Regions from separate parts of the Homo sapiens genome. Here regions 2 and 3 are each linked to region 1. A link is a loop called in an ENCODE intact Hi-C map of the cell type or tissue named here. Cell type or tissue: B cell. All regions are shown on one strand.

Region 1 (8,000 bases):
TTCCCAACATGTTTTAACTTTTCAATTTTTATACTTCTGTTTGACTTATTTTTTTTTTACTTTAGATGCTGTTTGTATTAAATTAATTCTAAAAGTAAGACTAGTTTCCTACCTTTAACTTCAGTTCCCCTCTGTAAAGGAAGCCAGTGCTGAAAATTTCTTGATATCCACAACCGTACCAAGATTTTCCATGTGTGCTATACTCAAGTGTGTAGTTTTTACCCAAATTGCATATTGTTCTACACCTTTTTTTCATATATGAATATATTTCCCGATTTAATGAATATTTCTATAGCCCATACTACGTACCAGGCACTGTTTAACTATTTATTGTTAAATTTTCAGAATAGTCTAGTGTTAGTTTTCTCATCTGTAAAATGAAGGTTATATAGGTCATAAGTTGAGTAACTTGTTCAAATTCACATTTGATAAGTCGCAGATCTGGGATTTGAGCCCAGCCAGCACGGCTCCAGCATATACGCACTTAACTACTGAGCTGTGCAACCTTCCCACGTACCTTGTGGGTCTTTGCATGCCTGTACATGGAGACCTACCATAAGCTTTTTAATAGCTACATAGTGTTTTGTAATAAAGATGGCTATCATTTAACTAGACTTTATTCATTTTAGATCCAATTATTCACAAATATGAATAATCCTACATTATATATCCCTATACATGTATTTATGCACATGTAAAAATATTTCAGTAGAATGGATCCCTGGAAAAGAAATTGCTGGGGTAATGAAATGAATTTTTAAATTTTGATTTACTGCCAAACAGCCCTTCAAAGAGGCTGCCAACTTATCCCAGCACCAACAGCAATGTGCATGAAAACCCTGAGATGCCCTGGAAGCAAGTTCATTACTGTTGGAGGCGTAAATGAAGCTTACTTTCTGTTGACCTACATAGTCTATGATCAAGGCACTAGATGGAGACGTGACGGGTGCTAAAACAGTGGTTAGAAAACTTTAGCTACGTCCAAACCAGCTGGAGGGCTTGTTAAAGCACAGATGGCTGGGGCCCACCCCCAGAGTTTCTGACTCAGTAGGTCTGAAGGATTTGTATTTCTGACAGTTTTCCAGGTGAGGCCGGTGCTGCTGATCTGGGCACCACCTTTGGACTGGGGCGGGGTTTGAATATTGAGTGAGCTTTTTCCAAAGCTCTCCAGGTGATTCTAAGGTGCGGTCAGAGTTGAGAACCTCTTCCCTGATTTTCTTCTTGATAACCCATCTTTAGGAGAGCACTTCTCAGAGAAGAATTTATTATGCAATGAAAATTTCCATCTAACATATTTGTCTTTGTAACTTCTAAAAATTCTCATCATATCACATCACAGCCCAGGATCTCAGAACCAGAGGAGCAGGTGACCTATTGAGCTCCTTCCACCACCTCTGAACTGGGTAATTCTCTGAGCTACTTGGCCCTATACCACACCTCTTAGGTACTAAAGGCAGAACTGACCATAACAATATCAGGTGGAAGAGGTTTTGTGACTTCTGGATGCCCTATTCTGTTTGTCAAAGGCTTATGTTCATGAGAGGCTAGGAAAAAACACTCAAGTGCTTGAGCTAAAGCCACTGTCTTCCTTGGGCCCCTTCTGATTCTCTGGCCTATCTGGGGCCATGCCTTGAATGCTGGCAGATATTGATCCAGCTTTTACTTTAAGTTCCTGTCGCAGTGTTGAGTGGTGGCTGAAACAATGGCAGCCACTAATGTTGATAGCTAAGCACTTACACTGGAAGGGTAGGGACTCCAGGTCTGTGTTCCTCCAGGTGGAACCTGGAATGGCTCTAATGAGCAGGACTGTCATGTAAAAGTTGCAAAAGTTGTCCAGTGTACAATACTCTGAAGCACCACCCTCACCATTTGTTGTAGACAATTTTCAATTTTCAGATGGCAAAAGACTATATGAAAAAATGAATACCCTTTTAAAATTTCTCGGTCCCATATAGGATAGGTCATCAAGTTACCAAGGGTGGCATGAGGTCACTGTTCCAGTGGGCTGGAAGAATCTGTTGTGCCTGGTATCATTGGTTTGAGACTGAGCCCATTCACTAACTTTGTTTTTCTTACCTCTGTCTCCAGAAGAGATTTCTAATCTGACAAACCAGGTTAGAGAAGGGACCAAGAACTTAACTGAAATGGAAAAGGTCAAGAAACTAATTGAAGAAGAGAAGACAGAAGTCCAGGTGACACTGGAAGAAACAGAGGTATTATCACCAGGGAGAAAAGAAAGTTTTCACTGTGACAAGGCAGAAGATCTGCATTCAGCAATAACAGCAGCACCAACAAAAGGACACGTATTCAAATGTTTATTTACTATATGCTAGGCACTCTGCCAAATGCATAATTTTAATATAATCACCGTAGGAAACTACTGTCCCCATTTTATAAAAGAGGAAATTGAGACTCAGAGAGCAGGATACACAACAGTGAATGCAAATCTCCTGATTGTAGTAAAAACAGGAACTATCTATCTTGTTCACCAGTTTATCCCCAGTGCCCAGACCCTCACTACTCAACATGTGGCCCATGGACATCGCTTGGGAGGCTGTTAGAAATTCAGAATCTCAGCCCTCTGCCCATCTCTGTTGAATCAGGATCTGCATTTTAACAAGATCCCTTGGTGGTTCATATGCACATTAATATTTGAGAAGCACTGGCCTAGAACATTGCCTGGCATGTAGTAGAGGCTCAGTAAATATTTGTCAAATGTTGAATGAATAAATATTCTCATAGCTGCCCCCTCTTTAAAGAGTCAGTCACAAAAGCTTTTCAATTTTTTTTCCCCAAAAACTTTCGGTAGTTTCAGAAATAAGATTCAAAGTGATGTTGTCAAACATTTGTTTCTGAAAGCTCATCTTTGTGCAGATTGACAGGAGGGTTTTCAGTGTTATGGATTCACAGTTCAGGAAAAGTCTCTGGCTGTATCTCTGGGTGTGCATTAGCAATTGAAAGGACCTCTAAGAAGACATTTCGCCAAAGAAGGTAAACTAACAAGGAAGTCATCTTATCATGATTCTTAGGTGGTTAAGAAGCCCTGTGCAGCCTCTTCTCAGAGCTGAACTTCATCTTCCTGACTCAGCCTTTGAACAAGTATTCAGACACATTAAAATACAGCCCTGATCCTCCCACCAGTAGAAAAAGAAAAAAGATTTTTGAAAGGTGTGGCAGTCAGTGTTAGGCAGGGGTCTCTTGGAAGGTATGGCGATGGAAAACAAGACCCCAAAGGACCACTCTGTGCCAAGCATTGTCTGTTAAATTTACCTCACCGTTGTGATTCCAGAAGAAACTTCCAAGCAAATGTGTCCATATTACCCTCTGTATAGAGTTGTCAGGCAGCAGCTCTCACCCTGTTATACATAAATGTTTCCTGAGGCTATCTAACTTTATACAGACTCCTTTTCGTTGGCAGTGTGGTGCCCTGTAGCACAGCTGGTCCTTACACAGTTGGTGAACTTTGTTTTGTTTACTCGTTCCCTTTGGTTCTCTGGCTATCCTGGCAAGGGACTTTTTGAAGCCACCACCTTAACTGAAAGAAGTAAATTTTATGATAGAAATTTCAAGTACTATGACAAGCCAATGAAAAATACAACTGGCACGGGCCATTTATGTCCTGTATAACACAGAGGCATCTTTGTGTATTCAGTCGATCATCACGTGGGTCAAGGGTGAGAATGACAGGAAGGCCATAATGCTCAAACCACTTAGTACCACTAGATGGCAACACATTCTATTCGCATTTTCTCCACTTCTGTCCTCAGCCACATCCATAAATACTTCATCAACTTGGACATGTATTTGTAACATTGCGTTATTTATTTTCCTGGGTGAGCCTTTATGAGAAACTTTATCAGATTTTTTTAAAGCCATAAAACTCACATTATCCCAGGTCATGTTCCCTAAAGATTCACTTTCTCAGTGCATTTTAGAGGGTTAGAGGTGACAGTTTCCTCTTGAAGGAACTACTACACTATTCCCTCTGAGGAAATTGTTATCCAAGCATTTGTTTTTGAGTGTGCGTTAGCAATTTTATTTTCTTTTATATTGAAGGTAGTATCAAGATAACATCAAGGGAGGTCTTATTAAAATTCCCATCATCTTTTTATTTTTATTTTAAAATTGCAACTCAGTTTTACTTTTTTACATTTTGTCATATCTGCTAAGCACGCCTCAAAAGAGGCTATGAAAAAATTACTTCTGCCCTTAGGACTGCCTGTAGCTAACTGACCACAAAATTGCATCACCCCTTATGCCCTTATATCCTTGGTATTCTGTAAGTGTTTTTTGGATTTCTTCTTTTATATACATTTTTAGCTTCAGGACGGGTTTTAAAGATTTAGCCAAACCTATGCTTTTAGAATTGAATTGCCTTTATAACATCCCTGCAAATAATTGCCTTAACTATATTTGAATACACAAAGGGGCAAGGAATCTTCTGCCTGTCAAAGAAATTCATTTGCAGTAGTGGTACCAATTATGGTGTTAATGGCTCACACTGAGTGTTACATGTCAGGTACATTGTAAATTCCTTTATTTGTTCTTCATATGACAATATTTGGACACTACCCTGTTGTTTGTTCTCTGAATACATCCAACTTTTCCTCTATCCCCTCGTGATGTCCAGAATTTAATAGAAGATTCCAGGTAGGAGTTATCACCTTCCTTGTTCTAGCTCTGATACTTTTTAAAATTTATCCCAAAGTTGGAATATGTTAGAAAAAGTCAAGGGTAATACATTAAAAAGTTTAAATATAGTCACAGACAAGAGTGAAATTTTCTATTTTAAAATAGGCTTTAAAATTCTAGTTCTGGAGCTACAGCTGAAAGACCTAAGAATGTCAAATCTATAAGTGAAATGACAAATGAAAGCAGTTGCTTGTCTCACTGTGTTGCAATCTCTAGGGACCTGGCTTGAACCTATATCTCTCCCAGTAACTCTAAGAGAGCTACATTAGCGACATATGTTTTGGGTAAAAAATACAATTTTGTCTAAAAGTGGACTTCATTTAATGCTTTTTATTTATGTATTCCAGGGAGCCCTGGAACGTAATGAAAGCAAGATTCTTCATTTCCAGCTTGAACTCTTGGAAGCTAAAGCAGAACTTGAAAGAAAGCTTTCAGAGAAAGATGAAGAAATAGAAAATTTTAGGTATTTAAGATGATTTTGATGTGTAACAATTATGTATTTCTGAATCCTTGACTAAACAGAGCTCATTATGTCTGGCTGCTTTTATGGCCCCTGTTGGAGCATTACCAAAGAAACTTAGTGTAACTCTATATTATTTTCTTTTATATACAATATCTATAATCGTGTATAGATATTCCTTTATACACAATTAGATATCCTTTTATACACAATTGTGTATAGATATTCCTTTATACACAATTAGATATCCCTTTATACACAATTGTGTACAGATATTCCTTTATATCAATAGTGGTGAGCTTACTAGCTATCTATATACGATTATTGCCAGATTTTATAATTTTCTTATATTTGAGGAGCTTCTACTGTCATGTGAGACTCAAGACAACACCAAATAAATGATTATATGTATAAGGACTGTGCATACTGTCTGCGTGTCCCTATAATGCCACGTTCTTGGGCATTAAGAAATTGACTGAAAATGCTGAGCCATGGAGAAAAAAATTAAAAAATTAAAAAATTCAGTGCTGTACTTTCAGACCAGAGTGAAGTTTTCACATACCCCCTGCCTGTACCTGTAGCCATTTGTTTGAAGAGGAGCAGAAGCCAAGAGCTAAGCTGCTTATTGAATCCTTGTTAAAGCAGCTGAGTCTTAATAGTCAGGAAACTGAATTAGACAGGACTCATGGGTTGCAGAATGTTTTCTTAGCTTTGTCATAACAAGCTGATGACTTTAGACATTCCACTTCTTAGCTTCTCAGTGAAGTGAGGGGATAAAAGCAGTCCCTACATGTCACAGAAGGTGGTGAGGAAGATCAGTAGGCTGATGTTGGCAAAGCACTTCACACGCTGTAGATCAAAGGCACAATTATAAACACATGGAATTAACGATGATTATATTATCTAATCTGTTCCCTTAAGTCAATGCCATATGTCAGCAAGAAAAATCATTTGAGCCTGAGATTCAACTGGCAACTTACTTTCAATGTATTTGTTAAACAGTCTTTTTTTAAGAAAAAGAAAAAAAACCCTGTTAACATGTTCAATTGAACTGACCTCTTTCCCACAGCCCATTTTTAGACAAAACTCTCAAGGGGGTCAATTTTTTAATGAGGGTGTCAAGCCAAATTTGGCCTTCTATGTGCTTTGAGTTATCTTTGCTCTCACTCACTGGCATTTTCTTCTACAGGACTGACTGTGGCGAGGAATTCTGATCTACTTAAGAGGTTCTGAGTCAGTGTCTAAAAGAATTTTTTTGATGAAGGGCAAAAACCCTGGGCCTTGATATTTGCCCTACTTCTTTCCACAAGGAATAAAAATGAATGTCTCCTTGTGCAGATAAAAAAAAAAAAAGCAACAAATAACACTGATTTCAAGTAATATCAGACCTGTGCCTATAAATAAACCCAGCTGAGGAGAAATGAATCCTCAGAGAGCCTGTGTCTCGTCAGCTACATCTGAATGTCGTAGAGCAGTTCACCAATTATAATAATCTTAGTGCGAAAAAAAGCCAGAGATCCAAAGAGCTAGGGCTGGAAGAAGAAAGAACTGAAGGATAAGCATGAGCCATGAGGAGCTGAGAAAAGAAGGGGTGGACTGGAGGCAGGGGGGTGAGCTATTCATAAATTTTAGTTAATGATTCATAATAACTATAATAGGTAGATCCAGAAAGAAAAGATGAGCTTATCTTACAAAATATCACAAATACCAGCCCAGACCCTTTCTGCTCTGAGCACAGATTGTACCAAACTGCCAAGGTTTAATCTGATAGTTTCACTTTGGGGCTAGCAAGGGCATCTTAAGGAAACTGAATAGAATGCCAGGAGGAAAAAAAAAAAAAAAAAGCCAAACACAAGATTCCAAGCAATCAACGATAAGCCAGGGAAGTTATAGAACAAGGAAAATATTGCCTGAGGGCAAGATCAGGTTCAAGGTCCTATGCCCATATAACCCATCATTAACTCCACAGAAACAGAAGGTGCCCAGGAAGACAGGACCTGGTAAGTAAGTTAAAGGGACCAGGAAAGCAAGAGAAAGAGACCCACAGGCAAAGGCAAAACCTTGATAGTACAGCAAACTGGGTAACTCATTCAACTAATTCTCTGCTGCCAAGCCATGTCTTCCACTCTGGTGAGGCCTGATTCTGAATGAGCCCAGCCTGGAGGCCTGTTGGGGGTGAAAAGTACAAGCAGCTGGTATGTATGTGATATGTTTCACTTGTTCAACAGATATTGGAGTGCTTAATGTTCACCAGACACTGTGCCTCATATTCTAGTCAGGGCTTCATAGACATTTTTGGATGATAGGGTATTCCATTTATTTCTATAATAAATAAATAATGTTATAGTTGACACAGGTAGAGGTAGGGAGGTGACGGTGCAGTCACTGATGGAAGGAGAAGAAGAGCTGGTAGCTGGCTTTGATCTTCCCATCTTATTAGACAGGAAACAAGGCTAGCTTGAAGGCCAAATCATTGCCATAATTGCCATGTTAGTCAAGCCCTACTGCATGGCCCAAGACTGAGCTGACAACAGGTTGGTCAGGTGCATCCTGCATCTTCAGGGAATTCTCTGATTGGAGGAAATGTTGAAATGTGAGAGTCATCACACTGGTCCACAGCCATGGTCTTTCTGAGCTGTATTCTGCTCTCCCAGACACACCCAGAGAGGTGTTTTTGGGAATGAGGCACTGAACTTCTTTATTCTATCATACTGTGCTTGTTTGTTTTGGGTTGATCACTGATTGAAAGGCTAGGCAAGCTTTTTCTCTAAAGGGTCAGATGTTAAATGCTTTGCTAGCTACATGTTTTGTTTGCCACAGAGATGTGGCAACTACTTAACACTGTAGT
Region 2 (8,000 bases), 470 kb after region 1:
CCCATGCTCATTCCTCTTTCCTACTCTGTCTTAACTCTGTCTTATGTAACCAACTTGATAGTGGGTATAAAATGCTTAAAACAAACCAGAACACTCTGGAGGTATTATTACTGGGGTTAAATCTCTTTAATTGTATCATAGAGGTATCCAATGGAATATTCACTTTTTAGCTGAAATCCCAATATTAACGTTTCTTTTTAGCAAAGGCAGGGAAATGTGGCTCTCTTCACAGCCTTAATATGGCAGAGAATGCTAATAGAGGAGAGAAACACAGACAGGGCATGGAGGGCACAGTTCTGAGCAGACAGAGTCACAGTGCCATGTAAACAAACCCAGAGAGAGGCATTTCTGGGCAATTAGAGGCAGGTTATTTTGCAGAAAGTATTGGCGGGAGCCAATCTCTATAGAAATCAACAGACAAAGAATGTATTTAAAGCAAAATCTAAGAAATAGCAGAGATGGAGAATAAGCTCCAGATAGCATCAAAGTTCCACAAAGAGCTGCCACCATTCTAGCACTGGCTGCCCATCACCAAAACAGCGGAGGAGCCACAAGGACCAGCAGAATCTGATAGTGGACAAGTCCTGCTCATTTATAAGCAGCAATGACTCCTTTAGTCACAGAAGAAACTGGAGCTTTTCACTAGTCCACATTCACCATGTATTTTTTGAGGGATGGTTATCATTTATCACATGGGATTCGAAATCAGACAGCTGGGTGTGAATCCCAGCTTCACTCATTGTCAGCTTTACAACCTGGGGCAAGTTCCCTAACCTCTCTGCGTGTACTTCAGTTTCCTTATTTATAAAATGGGTTGAAAACTCGTGCCCATACCACATGATACTAAATAACCCACAGTATTACTGGGAGAATGAAATAAGTAAATAAGGGCATGCATGGCAGTTGGAATAGTTCCTGGCACAGAGTGAGAGCTGAATAAATCTTAGCTGTTATTATGACCTCGTAGAGTTGCTTAGAGGAAAAGATGAGATAGAATTCTTGCCTGGCATGTGGTAAGTACTTGAAAAATGTTTGCCATTGTTTTATACTTGATGTATTTATCATATACAGGTTTAATGGACATTTATTGTTAAATTCATCAAGTCCTAGGTTAACGAATCCAGATATAATTGTAGATAGATATCGGACTTGGCTAAACCCTACCTGACCTTTGCCGCTAAGATTCTAGTACACAGAATGGGCAAATGGGAAGTGCCAGCCCCCTACCCCCACCTCCACCATGACAAAGGCTGTTCTAGAAAAAGATTTCTTTCCAGTGCCTGCAATGTAATCCATCAGTATGAGATTGTGGTACACTTTCTTTTCCTGATAACTTTGGTAATTAAAGGACACCAAACACCCATCATGATTCAGCATTCTCTCCCAAAAAATCATATGGATTAAAGGCATCACAGTATCTATATGGCATCTGATCCTTTCCCATGAACCTCTTCCAAAATTCTCCTGCAGGAAGCAAGCCCTAACCTGCAGTGTCTTGGAGTGGGAAGCTCTAATACTGTCAACAAAAGATACTTTATTTAAAAAAAAACCATAACTGATCCTAATACGCAAAAGCTGAGAAAGATGAAAGTAGTGAAAAAGTAGCAGGAAAATATACGGACTGTCTTTGCACGAGTCAATTGAGATTCAGAATGAGGTTCACACAAAGGCCACCCTCCAACTGAGATTTACATGGTCTAAGTAATAAAGCAGCCACGGGGGAAAAACTCACTAACAAAAATGTTGCTTCCTCTGCTGCCTGACTGCAGTTGGAGAATGCAAGAAGCCGTGTGATCCCCAGAGAAAGTAAGAGAATGTGCGGTGCATAAGGAAGGGGTTAGGGAGGAGAGCCAGATCCAAAGGCTCCACTTTAACCTGAGAAGTACTGAAATTATCAAGAAGCAAAGAAAGCCTTGGCACCCTGTGGTCCATGATAAATAAAGCAACATGAACCATGTGACAAATCAGATGCCAGCAAAAAGTATGCTGTCTCTGGCCATCTTTTCAAACCTACTAAATCAACATCCCAAAGGCAAAGCGTCCATGATACTAAATAACCCAGTCTTAAAATGTCCAGTGTGAAGTTTGTTTGCTTTTTTGTTTTAAAGAAGCAGCTTTGTATTCTCAGGCTGTGTCTATATGCAATTGCTTTGATCATTTTCAGTGACACGGGCAGTCGATGCAATTGAACCAAATCAAATAAGAAGTGTCCTTGGTCAAACAGCTTGTTGGATCTGAGTGGCGCACTTCTCTCAGAACCTTCACACAGGTGAAGATTGCAGTATGGCTGGCCAGCCAGTCAGGCAGTCCATCATTCAGTCAGGATATCTACATCTCCTATGGAAGAGTCCTCAGGGTACAGTGTGGCTCCAGTGGAAACCCAATTTAAAGTGGTTACCAGATGACCAGCCTGGGGCCTCTCTGTCCAAAATACAGAGAACCTTGGGGCTGCGTCTTTAGTTTAACATGACTATCAGCCACTTTGATTTCTCCTGGCAGGAAAAGTAAAAATGAAAATTGCGCATATCCTGCTTTTGACGTAATGAAACATTTCATAAACTGAAAATCTTGGGATCCAATTATAAAGGCCAAATTGCTATTTTACTCACTAAGATAAATAGCTATGGTCTCCTTGATCTTGTCCTTTCTAATTTACCTTATCTCATGGATTCCTCACAATAACTCCATGGAAAGTATTTGTTCTAGTCAGGGATCTGTTGGTTGTGGTAACAGAAGCTCAATTCAGCTCAAGAAAACAGAAGAATAGGGGTTGGGGAGATGACTGTACAGTTATAGCGTAGTCTCACAGAATCTAGGAAAAGCTGACTGAACCATCAGGCTTCAGGACAGACAAAGTTGCCATGGTTCTCTCCTTCCACCACACCTCCCTTGAGTCAAGTGCCTACCTTGGTCTCAGCAGCCTCCATTTGGAGGCAGGATCACATGGTTAAAGCAAGAGGTGTCCAATTATCAGGGCCAAAGTGAAGGTCATATTGCTGAAGAAGAGGGCAGAAGCAAAGGATTACCCCCAAACAATTCAAATACAGCAATATGATATCCATTTGTCCCATTAAAAAAACAGGCACAGAAGAGTCAGGAGGGTTTAGTTATATGGCTAGCAAATGGCTCAGGCCTTTCAAGACCATAGGTGTTGAATTCAGACAGGTTTAACTTTTAATCCTACAGCTCGCTTGCTGTTGGCTCCTGGGCAGGTTATTTAATCTTTTTGCTTCCATTTCCTTGCCATTAAAATGGGCTCATGTCAAAGGTTTGTTTTTAGGATTAATTAAATGAGATAATTTATGTAACCCATCAAATTTAGTGCCTGGAACGTAGTAGCGCGCGCACACACACACACACACACACACACACACACACACAAAATAGCTTTTCTCTCACCTCTGAAACCATGTCCTAAGCTGCATGACCGTTTTACCATTGAATTACACATGGTCTCCTGATGTTCTTCTTCCATGCCTATGTGCTGCCACTCCCAAAGACTGCCAGCTTCCTGGGGACCATGTCTCATTTTTCTTGCATCAGACACTGGGGCTGGCTGAGCACATTGGCAGTCTCTTCAAATTCTTGTGGAATTAAACTGGCTGAATCAGTTTGCATGTCACTTCTTTTCCTAGAAAATCCCCTGAGGACCATGTACCATCTTGGTTTTATTGAGTCTTTCTCAGGCTATCTACTTCTCTGGAACACCAACCTATTTTTCCCTCTTTTCACTTCTCTCTTTCTTTCATGCAGCTCCACCTGGAGGCCAGTGGCTTCAGTTTGTCACAAAGACAAATTTATTACAGCAAAAAAGTGCCCCCTACTCAAGAGCTGTTCAACTCCAGAAGACTCCAAATGAAGAGAAGGGATCCTGAATTCTGCTTCTTGGGTATGTTATCATGGGATTTATTTGTTGTGGTGTGGAGTAGAGGGCGGGCAATCTTTATGCCAATAGATAATTGAGTAGTGTTTAAAGTGGAGAAGTACTTTTATTTTTTTAATTTTATGTATTGATTTTATTTATTTTATTATACTTTAAGTTCTAGGGTACATGTGCACAACGTGCAGGTTTGTTACATATGTATACATGTGCCATGTTGGTGTGCTGCACCCATTAACTTTTACATTAGGTATATCTCCTAATGCTATCCCTCCCCCCTCCCCCCACCCCACGACAGGCCCTGGTGTGTGATGTTCCCCTTCCTGTGTCCATGTGTTCTCATTGTTCAATTCCCACCTATGAGTGAGAACATGTGGTGTTTGGTTTTTTGTCCTTGCGATAGTTTGCTGAGAATGATGGTTTCCAGCTTCATCCATGTCCCTATCAAGGACATGAACTCATCCTTTTTTATGGCTGCATAGTATTCCATGACATATATTTATTGCAGCACTATTCACAATAGCAAAGACTTGGAACCAACCCAAATGTCCATCAATGATAGACTGGATTAAGAAAATGTGACACATACACACCTTGGAGAAGTACTTTTAAAGCAAGTATTCACATTATGAGAATATATCAGGTAGGAAGTTGATAATTGCTTGTCCAAAGATGTCTTCACATTAGTCATCTCACAATCTTCTGTGAGTTATATGCAAAGTCTAGATAACAACACAGTGCTTAAAAATCTCCTAGACAAGGTTCTGACTTTGAAGAAAGATATAGCATAAGGATGCATTAAAGATAGAATTAGGAAGGGGAAGAAAACTCATATATGACAAACATTATCATGTGTCTGCATTGAATTAGGCACTTTTCATGCAGTATTTCATTTTCCTATAGCAATTTTGCAAGATTGGTAATATAATCCTAATTTCAGAGGTGAGAATTATAAAGTTTATTGCCATAGGCTATACAATTAGTAAGGTGATATGCTGGGACCCAGCAAGAGGGTAGCAATAAGAAGATACCAAGTCAATCTTGCTTTCTCATACTGTTCATTTCCCTTTTTCATGCTTTAGGCAACACAACTTGACCACTGTGGACTGAGAGAGAAGAGTGGTCATCAAGGTGATTGGCTGAGTAGAACAGAAAGGAGGAATGGAGTTGTTTAGAAACCAAGCCACTGGATTGGCCATCATTCCAATGGAAAGTTTTGCACCACAGGTTTGCAGCTATTGAAAGACCATTCTGATTATTGCAAAATGATTAGCACATAGGCTTTTGAATCAAATTGAACTGGGCTCTGCCCTTTATTATATGTCCTTGGGCAAGTTACTTAACCTTGCTAAGTCTCCATTTTCTTACGTGTTAAAAAGGAGGATAATATTAGTAATTACCTCATAAAACAATTGTGAAGATTAAATGCAATAGCTTGTATGAAGTGATCCTTGTTTAGCATCCTGGTTCATAATAAGTACTCCAGAAATGTTAGCTGCCATCAATAGCGCATAATTTTAAAGAAATGGGCATTTTTTTATTACTGGAATTGCTGCAAAGATGACAAATAGACATCCTTCCTTAATAAAGGGATGTGATTCGTTTACAAATAGCAGCACACATTTGCATGTAGACAATAGTGTGATAATATTCTTAAATACAGTTTGTTCAGTTTGTTCTTCTAAGAAAATAAAAACACACTGCTTCCCGTTGATCCTGAACATTTCTCCCCCTCTTACTTGTTTACATTGTTAAATTGCTTAGCAACCTCTTTTTTAGGCTTGACTAGAGACATACAATTTCAATCAAGAGCAGGACAAAATACCACAAAACTTAAATAAATATACTACTGCCACATTAAAGATAAAACATAAAAATCACATTTATTTTTAATCACATTTCTTTTATCTTCTCATGACTTTGACTTTCTGCAAATTCAAATGTTTTTCCTTCCCCATATAAGAGGTGAAGTTTGGCTTCAGTAGCTCAGCGTGTGAGTGGAAGGGTGAGGAGCATCTCGGGAAGGGATGGGTCTCTCTGCTCTCAGTTCCAGAATCCCATCTCGTCATTAATCTTGTACTTTTTCTTCCCTTACTTTGGCACTCTGGACTAGCTCAACAATCATAGAGGGGGGAAAAGTGACAGTGATCAACTTTCCCTGTAGAAAAGGATCGAAACATTTCCTTTTTATGTTTTCAAAGGACAGGAACCCAGTCTTGTCTCATTTGCTCTGTTGAGTGGAGTAATTCATGAGCCCACATCACCTAGTCCTGAAATTCCTTCAACTACCAATGTACCCCTGCCAAAAGTAATATTCTCAGCTTTCTAATAACAGCCTTTCTTACCCTCTATATTATCATCCTATTTGCCTCATCTGTAACCTTCCCCAGAGGAGCTCTCATCATTGGCAAATTATTTTAAATCCTGTTTTCAAACCAGGTAGAACAACAACAACAATAATAATAGGCAAATGTTAGATGTAATAATTGGCTCAAAAGACCTAAGTGTGTTTTCCAGTGTTTCTGAGGGTAGGTCACTTCTGAATTCCAGAATTGGAGCAAAAACTTCAGAATTGCTCTCTGTTTCAGGTAGAGCCTTCCACAATATCTTCTCTCTTCCTCTCTTTCTCTGCTCCCTGTCCTCTTGAATAATAGATGGGATCAGAAGACCTCCCTCAAGTTTACCTCAGGTCCAATTTCTAGCTTTATCGTTTTTTTGGATTTGTTTGTTTGTTTTTTGTCTTGAATACATCACTTTACAATTCTGAGCACATGCCAAAGTCCGTTCAAGCTCCAAAATTTCTGCCCCCTTATACATCTGAGAGGGACTTTCATTTCTAGATAAGAAGTAGATGGGCTGGGCCCGGTGGCTGAAGCCTATAATCCCAGCACTTTGGGAGGCTGAGGCGGGCAGATCACGAGGTCAGGAGATGGAGACCATCCTGGCTAACATGGTGAAACCCCATCTCTACTAAAAATACAAAAAAAAATTTTTTTAATTTAAAAAAAAAGAAGTAGATGGTCACAGCAGGCTAACACACACACTGTTGCAATAAGAAAAAAAAAACAGGTAAACTGAAAGCGTCATTAAAGACACTATCTTGTTGGAAGCAACAGGAACTAGATAAACTCAAGTTCCTACATGAGCTTATAATCACCAGCTGTTTGCTTCCCAAGGAGCATTTGTTCATTGCAGGTAAAGGCTGAAGATGAGATTTCGGCCAAAGAGAAGGACTTTACTGGGTAAAAGAAAAATCAGCAGAAGTTTTGGTGAATGAATGGGATTGGCATAATAGATGGGAAAATAGAAGAGTGCAAAATGCAAGGCTCATTTCCATATGTTTTGGAATGGTGGGGAAGTCTTAAAGGGGCAGAACCAGAAAGAGAAAATAAAATCTGCTGTAGTCTGCAGTGCTTGAGAAACAACATCTTGTTAGAAATACGGGTTTACAATAAATGTCCAACAATTTTTCCTCATAAACCATTTGCCAGATTTGAACCTTTGTGGCATGGATATCTAAGATACAGCCTCTAAACCTCTGAAGAGCAAACTATTTAGAACTGTGGAGACAGGTAGCTGCTAGGCTTCTCATCAAAAGCCCAAAATTGACCTCTGCAAAAATCAGGGACAAATAAAAGGTGAGCTGGGATTTGCTAAAAATTGCAACTCAACCTCCTATCCAGCACAATCTCTGCCTGTCTGCCCATCAGAGGATAGGAGGAACCCTTGCTGGTAGACATTTCATCTGAACATTTTGTTTTGTTGTTGTCATTATTTTGTTTTGTTTGGGGTTATTTTTAATACCCAATATCTGTAAGATAACTAAAAATTACTAACATGAAAAGAAAATTGAAGGTATGATTTATAATCAAGAGAAAAAAATCAAACAATAGAAGCAGACTCACAAATATAAAAATTAGCAGAAAATGACTTTAAAATAATAAAGATTATTATGTTAATGGATACAAAGGAACTAGGTATGTATTAAAGGTTAAGAGTTTCAAAGAGAATAAAAATGGCTAAGAAAGCCATATGGTTATTATGGAATTTGGAAAATATAATATCTAAACTTAGGAACTTATTGCATGAATTTAATAGCATGTGGGACATAGCATATTTA
Region 3 (8,000 bases), 730 kb after region 1:
TTGAATTTTAAAAATAATTTAAGACTCCTTAAAAAAGACGTTTCATAACACCATTATTAACTAAACCTTTCCCCATCTATTTCCAGGAACATACAAGACTCATCTACTATATGCTTAAGGCATCCTTGGTGGACGTAAATATTTTCTACGTGACCTCTGGTTGCTAACAATCCTGATATCATAAACCTTCCATTAATATTTCTGTGTCTATTTGTGTTGATTACTTATAAGCTATCCAAATTGGCTTAATTTTGTTAAAACAGGTTTCTAAAGCATTATTTATCAGCACTACCATCAGGGCTTCCACCATTCAGGTGTCATTTTGAAAAGCATTACAGGAAGGGAGTCAATCGCTATACCCTCTATGCTGGGCCACCATGGTACAACACACGTAAAGAGGCACACTCCAAAATCCAGTGAAAAACACTACTTCTGCAAGTTTAGGCTTTCCAGTCAGCAGAGCAATGCAAAGCTGATGAGTCATTTCTAAAACATGAAGTGCAATTCTAAAACTTTCAGAAGAGTAACAAAGATCCAATCTGTTTAATTAATGAAAGGTTACATGGAATTGTAAATCTGAACTTTTTTAAACCATAAGAACTTCATGATCACTTAGTGTGGATGTTGAAACTTGAGTGTCTTCCTTATCTACATGGGCAGCATGTCTTAACGGACCGGTCAACAATCGAAGAAGCTTTTAAAAACTGCTATAGCGAGACAGAGCAATTCAATTGAATCACACATGGTCTCCCATAAATATTACATAAATAGTGGTTTCAGTGGTTTCTGACAGAAAACTCAGCCTCTTTCTGCTCCTTTTTCCAACAAGCCATACTGTCAGGTATGGGAAACCCTAATGCTTTCATAAATTTGGCTCTGTCACCTCTTCAAGTCAATCAACAACCTCATTTTACTTGGAAACCACTTCACCCTTACTTTCTGCATGTCTACTACCACTTACACCCCTTGGCCTCCTCTTAGAAATATGGGGCTTCTGAAATCCTATTTGGATTTTGGAATATTGGCTTTGTAAAGAGGTACTCGTAAGCGGTGATAAAGAAGTCCAACTCAGGAGTAGCTCTAGGTAAAACAGGGAAGCCAGATGTGTTCATTTATGCCATCCTTCGACTTTGGTCTGTGAGGAGCTTTTCCAGACATTCCTAAGAACCAAAAAGCCCCATGTGGCCAGTAAGGAAGGTTTGGCTTGCTTCTCCATCATCCAAAAATAGGGCTCACTTGTCAAAGTCTGACAGCCTTCTGGCCACAGTAACACTTATGGGCTCAGCAGGAAGTATCTGAAATCCTGAATTACATTCACACTGAACACTTGTTCCTCCCAGCCTTCCCTGATCCCAGGGACTCAGACCCTGCTTTCTTACTGAAGCTGTTCATTGCTGATAGACTTTCTGTTTTAAAATGCCAGTTCTGAGTCCTTCCAGGTTGTCATAGGCTGGGCTTTCCCAATGAGACAACAAGGGTTAAGTAACATAATAAATTAAAACTCATTTTAAAATATGGCTTTGGGGAAGAGTAATTTTTAATGAGTCTTCATGAAGGAATTTTAGGTACTACGACATCAAGATGAGAGGGGCTTTTTTATAAAGCCCCCATAGTACAAGTTCAGAGGAAAGAGAAAGCCTGGACTGTACTAATCCCTTTCTGGTTCTGTTTGTTCATGTTTTATTTTTTCCATTTTATAAAGAAACAATCCTAAAGCAAGTAAGCAAGCACTTTAACAGAATCCTGTTGTTTCTGGGATGGATCTTTTCAATGTTGCTAGCCACACACTATGTCTTCTTGAAGAGGTGATATTTTATTTATCTTTGTATGCCCAGTGCTATTGTTGTGCCTGGCATATATTAGGTGCTTAATAAATGTTCATTAGATCAATGGCTCTGCTGCTGGGAAACCACACAGCTTCCATATTCAGCACAGCAGGACCTGGACAAAGCTGAGAAAATATGCGACTCAAGCCCAGAAAACTCTATGAGCCTGAATTTTGGGTAATATGCATTAAATTATTACCATGATATGTAAATTCCATACAAATTAAAAATTATGTATCATCTGTGTCAAAGTAAGATATGTACGGTGTCAAACATAACTGTAATCTCTATTATCTAGACTACAAACTTTACAACTTGCGATCTTATATTCAATAAGAAAATGGCACAGACGCCATTTCAAAAGAACTACACAAATCTTTGGCTTTTTTTTTTTTTAATGAAGCCCTTAAATATGACTTTGAAAGAAATCCTAGACCATCCTGCTTAATTTCACTTTGTCTATGCTTCATATCTCATGCGATTTGACACAAATGTTAACTGTGAACTCTCTTTTTTCCTGAATTTGTAAACCCGCATCTATAAATTATTAGCTGCAAACTGTGTAATCTTGGGCAAGAAACCTAACCTCCCTGTGCCTTGGCATCCTCATTTGTAAAAGGAAGGATAATAACAGTATCTATTTCATTGTGAGGATTAAGCCATTTTTATATACACATACACTGCTTGGAATAGTGCTTTGCAGTAAGTGCAAATGAAGATTTGCTATCATTATCATCATAATTAATCATGGACTATAAACATTCAAGTCAACTTGAAATAAACTACAATTAACAACTTTTTTTTTCTTCTTGAGAAACGGTCTTGCCCTTCTTGCCGAGGCTGAAGTGCAGTAGTGCAAATACAGCTCACTGCTGTAGCTTGACCTTCTGGGCTCAAGTGATCTTCCCACCTCAGTCTCTAGAGTAGCTGAGACTACAGGCGTGCACCACCACACCCAGCTAATGTTTCAAATTTTTGCAGAAGCGAGGTCTCACTGTGTTGCCTAGGCTTATCTCAAACTCCTGGGCTCAAACAATCCTCCTGCTTCGGCTTGCCTCCCAAAGTGCTGGGATTATAGGCTTGAGCCACCATGCTAGGCCCATAATAACTTCTAACCATTAAACTCATGTAACCAAAAAAAGTAAAAAATTCATTCAATATTATTGAGAACCTACTATTAACCAGATGTTGTGCTAGGTTGACCTATGCTGCTTTAATCCAGTGCTCTCCTCACTAAATACCCTTAGGTAAAGAAATATCTCTGCATGTCAAAAATCTGTGGGTAGAGAAAAAATGGGGGTGGGGGGCAAAATATAAACAGCAGGAGCTTGGTTAAAATGTAACAATTTATAGTGACTAAGAATTCCATGAAAATGCATTTATTGGCATAAAAAGACACTGAAGATAAGTGGGAAAAAAGGTTGCATAGAATATAAGAGCCTGATTCCTTTAAAAAAATACATAATAAATATGTGCTTATATACACATAAACCAAAAAAGCCTGAAAGAATGAATGCTAAATTGTTTACGACATTATTTCTCTGTGATAAAATTATGGATGAGGTTTTCTTCTTTTTGGTAATTCTATTTTCTAGCTTTTCTTTAACTTAAAATACAAATAATTCAAAAATCAAAAAAGAAGACGTTGGGGTATACTTATAGTTCCGTAAACAATAAGCTTTTAAAAATACTAATAGGCTAAAGAGATTAACCAAATCATTGGTAAATTTGTATGCACTTAAGAATAAGATTGTTAGCTTGTTAATACAGATGTTTCTCAACTTACAAGTAACTTAAAAATATAATTAGTGGAAAATGTCTTTAATATACCCAAGTTACTGAATATCATAGCCTAACCTAGCTTAAACATGCTTGAAAAACTTTTAGTATTCGATAAGTTACATAAGATATGCAACACTATCATAAAATAGGCTTTCTGTTAGATGATTTTGCCCACTTGTAGGCTAATATAACTGTTCTGAGCATGTAGGCAGGCTAAGCTAAGTTATGATGTTTGGAAGGTTAGATGTATTAAACGCATTTTTTGACAGGATATTTTCAACTTACAGTGAGTGTATCAGGATGTAGCCCCATTTTAAGTCAAAGAGCATCTGTATTTGAAAAATAAATTCAACACTAAGAAATTTTTCAGAGGATCAAGGTCAGTGGTTCTTAGAACTTTAAAAGAACTTTGGAACCACACCAGAAATATAATCTGTATCTCTGCCACAAGCACAATGCCCTACCAAAGCAAAATACCAAAGCTTATTTTCTAACTAATGGATATTCTAGCAGGGGACCAGTTTTCTATGCTTTCCATATTTTTATAAAATTAAGAATGTAAAATGGTTATGAAAGCAAGTTTCCCAATGTTATTAGTACAGGTTACCAATGTCATGCTATGTTTGAGAACATATCAGGAATGTTCTAGAAACGTTTCCTATGATGAGTGGGCAGTATGACAAAATGACTGGTTAAAATTTTTCACTTAAGATTATTTTAAAGTATATATGAATCCATATATTCATGAACAACCAACCTTCAGAGAAAAAAATAAAAACCTGTTCCAATTATACCCTCTAGTCAAGAATGCTTCAGGATAATGCTAAACACAATTACAAGATGCCATCTAGTGGATGTTTTTATAAAATTTCTCTGCTTGCTTACATTTAAATCTTGATGAAATGATCTTTTAAAAAGCTATTCTGCATGAAAAAACACCTATCCCTTACACCGCTTTCTCACCAATTACTGGTCTGAGCTGGTGGACAACATATTTTAAACACACACAACTCTGACTGGTAATATTGATTTTAAATCTCAAGTTGAATATCTGCCACTACCACAAAGAATAAGGAACAGCCCAGTTATCTCCTAAGTGGTCCAGGACCTATAATGGCTGCATAACACAAGTTAGAAAGGAGATTCAATTTAACATGCTTTTATCATTCACTTCAGATGATGATGATAAAAGATTAGCATCATTATATCAGGACAGTAATTACTGTTACTGCTGCCCTACATTTTATGAAAACAAACTCACTTGTTCTAAATAAGCTATGTCTGATATTTAGAAATCAGTATAGTGTTTCCAGCAAAGCTGTGAAAGTGGTACCATGTCCCTACATGTACACAGCTGTAAAGGCTCCTTTTACCATCAGGGTGGCAGTAACACAAGTTATGATCAATTAAATGGTATTAATGAAACCAATTAATGTAGCATAAATACATAAGGCAAAATGGAAGACTGATATCCAACCAAATGTTTATTTATAGTATTAGTCTATGATAATTCAGATACAATTTATAATTAAACTTAATCAGATGAAATCCACATCTATCTAAATTACCTTAGTTATAGACTCATTGTTTTGTTTTCTTTTGATCTTTGGAAGCAGATTCTATAATTTTTTTTAAAAGCTTCTAATTTTCTAGATATTTTCAGATTCCCACATTGTAAAACAGAAATTATCAATTTATTTGGAGGGCATTCCTACTGTGTGATAATAAAAAGTTTTTATTTTAAAAAGTTTTCTGTAGCCTATCATAACTGGCTTCCCTAGGAAAATTCTCCATTTGTCACTGCTATTTCTGGTGTCATATTTAATTTATAGGATAGTTTAAAGAGCTACTCTTCTAAAAATGAAACCCTTCAATATAGACTTGATAGGGACTGCAAATCCAGCCCCTGGAGATCATCTTGTCCCCCAATTCACAGATGACAATAAAAAGACCCACAGGAGTTAAAGGTTAGCTCAAGTTCACCAAACCAATTAGTGGCAGAGTTAAGCTCTGGGTCTCTTGACCACAAAATCAGAACTCTTTCCGCTATATCATACTGCCTTTTTATTCTTCCCCAAATAGTAACAGAATGTCTCCTTTAAAAGCTTCTTAAGGTACTATAGTTTCATTTTTGATCTAAAAGGTCCATGAGGGAACTGCTGCCTAAGTGTATCAGACACAAACGACGGTATTAAAACTGAGCTCCTCCATGATCATGAGAAGAGAGGGGCAAAGCAGCTTCTGTAGAGCAATCCAGATCAGTGGTTTTGACAAGGGGACTGAGAGACAACAGAACAGACTCATCAGTTATTGAAGTGAGAATCTGTGTTGTTTACTAAGAGGGCACAAGGAGCTGCTTCTGCTTCCCATCAGCACAGTCCTTAAACTAGCTGAGGCTGAGGGAGCACGATTTCCTCCGCAGGTGCTCAAAACATGATGGCCAAAAAACAGAAGTTCACAAACTAACCCTCAGTATCTGAGAAGAAAAGCTCTGATTTCCGTCAAAACTGCCATCTTTTGCCTCTCATCATATCACAGAGTAAGGACAGATACACTATACATTCTTTCAGCTCTGAACCCTTTCCAGTCTCCAGGGTCTGAAACTTTAATCTGGATCTTCCTATCAGATTAATGGCAGTTGACACCATTTATGGTATAGTTAAAATGTCCTTTCTTTCTTCTGCAACTTATTTCTTACAATTCATAAACCATATTCTGACATAATAAATGCACACATAAATGGAAGTCTGAAAACTTGGACTCTGTAAGCAGGAGCATGCCTTAGCTAAATCATCTAACCTGTCAATCTCAGGTTCCCTCTTTCGTGTCTGGAGATGGCTGGCCCCTACATTCTAAATTACTCTAAGCCTGTTACTTCTTAAAAACACTCTGCAACAAATTCAACACAATAGAACTTACCAGGCCTTGCCCTAACACTACCTCTTAGCAAAGGCTTTAACAGAAGTCTGAGGAGTGTAGTGATAGGACCAAATCTAAAAGGAGTTCTTTGTAAGATCACATGTGAATTGCTTTTGAGAAAGTCTCTTTAGATGTCTTACTTTGGCTCCTCTTCTATACAAACTGCTGTGGGAGCCTAAGAAAAGCAGCTTTCAAACATGCAAGTACACAGATTTGGTACTGCTGCCGCCAGGCTGCAACCGCTGCCAGGGGAAAGAAGTGAGTCAAAGCAATTCTACGCATCGCACGCCTCAATGTCTTCCCTTCACTTGGCAACAATACACTGGGATCAGTCATCCAGCTAAATGTCCAGAGTCCCAAAGTCATTACTAGCGCAAGGGTTTCTAGTCTAAAACTTCCAAGGTGATATAAAAGTTTAAAATCAGTACAAAGGAGGTCTTTTTATGTTACTACTAAACGCCTGGAATAATCTGTGAAAAATTAGAAGGGTAGTGAGACAATGACTTAGGAATCCTACAATGTGTGTGTTAGAACTTTCAGACACACCTTTCTGGCTCGAAGGCGTTACGGTACTTACTAAAAGAATCAAGAAGAATCAAAAGGCAGTTTTTGGTATTAGTTACATAGTCAGAATTTCCAAAGATATTTACATGTGAATGCCTAATTTTCAGGCTCCTCTGACATGTATTTCCAATTTTTAAGGGACTACAGATGATTTACTGACACGTTCTTTTCCCTTGAAAAATGTATCATCACAAGTGTTATTAATGGTTTGCGTCAAATTCTATCATATATGTTTGAATGCATTTTTTTTCTAAAGAGAGTGATTAATTTTACATTTTGTGGCCATACCACTTGTAAAGAACAGTTCACATCTGTCCACCAACATAAATAAAATACTTGAAGACTGTCACGAGGACAGTGCCTCTTTTGTCAAACTGCTCTATGCGTGTTTTACATGAAACAAGACTTCCAAATGTGGAAAAGGTATGTGTTTATACATGAAGAAATGTATTTCTAACAAGTGGGCTTCTTTATTTTAAAAATAGTTCTACATGTAGTATTTTATGATAATTTTCAAGAGTTTACAGTAGTCAAATGTTATCCAGAATAAGAGAAATTTCTAAAAAAAAACTTGAAGTGGGTCTTACTATAATAATTATCCGGTTGTCTCTAATAAGCAGCAATTTATAAAACAGAAAACTTTATTGTAAGGAGGCATACTTTTAATCAGTATTATTTTCATTCTTTGAGAGTCTTAGAATGTTTACCTTTTGCCTATGCTCTGAATTTTTCTGGGGAATTATACAACTGTTAAAAAGGAAACAATATGATTCCTGTGAAGGTTTTTTGGGGTGGGCAGGTAGGTACAGAAGCCAAAATGCTGGGTTTAAAAAAATGTAGATTAAAGCTTTATTAAAAACAGATTTTAAATGGCCATTTTATTAGAAATTGTTGAGCCTTTATCAACAT

Evidence for each region. Peaks named below come from ENCODE experiments on the same cell type or tissue, not always from the same donor. Only the 100,000 strongest peaks of a DNase experiment are listed, where the experiment ranks them.
Region 2: a loop joins it to region 1, with 18 times the contacts of the local background. A loop is called at or near these places in 49 of 110 quality-filtered maps.
Region 3: it touches region 1 in a loop (2.5-fold over the local background); 13 of 110 quality-filtered maps call a loop at or near these places.

The regions. Positions count from the first base shown.
Region 1 is chr3:108,402,493-108,410,492 of GRCh38, reverse strand. MYH15 (myosin heavy chain 15) reads left to right here. Exons shown (of 41, transcript NM_014981.3): 32 at 2,089-2,213; 33 at 5,040-5,155. Among named protein-coding and RNA genes, the nearest start is that of MYH15, 100 kb to the left of the region's middle. RefSeq lists enhancers at 3,447-3,506, 3,567-3,666. In B cell, a CTCF peak has its summit at 3,711 (motif pointing right); DNase peaks (open chromatin) are centred at 2,432, 2,952 and 3,722; H3K4me3 peaks cover 977 bases; H3K27ac peaks cover 2,282 bases.
Region 2 is chr3:107,933,992-107,941,991 of GRCh38, reverse strand. No RefSeq gene overlaps it. Among named protein-coding and RNA genes, the nearest start is that of LINC00636, 55 kb to the right of the region's middle. In B cell, a CTCF peak has its summit at 3,708; a DNase peak (open chromatin) is centred at 3,761.
Region 3 is chr3:107,673,364-107,681,363 of GRCh38, reverse strand. The region is part of intron 3 of BBX (BBX high mobility group box domain containing); the gene reads right to left. Among named protein-coding and RNA genes, the nearest start is that of BBX, 150 kb to the right of the region's middle. In B cell, a CTCF peak has its summit at 4,455 (motif pointing left); DNase peaks (open chromatin) are centred at 4,543, 5,933 and 6,573; H3K4me3 peaks cover 1,065 bases; H3K27ac peaks cover 4,017 bases.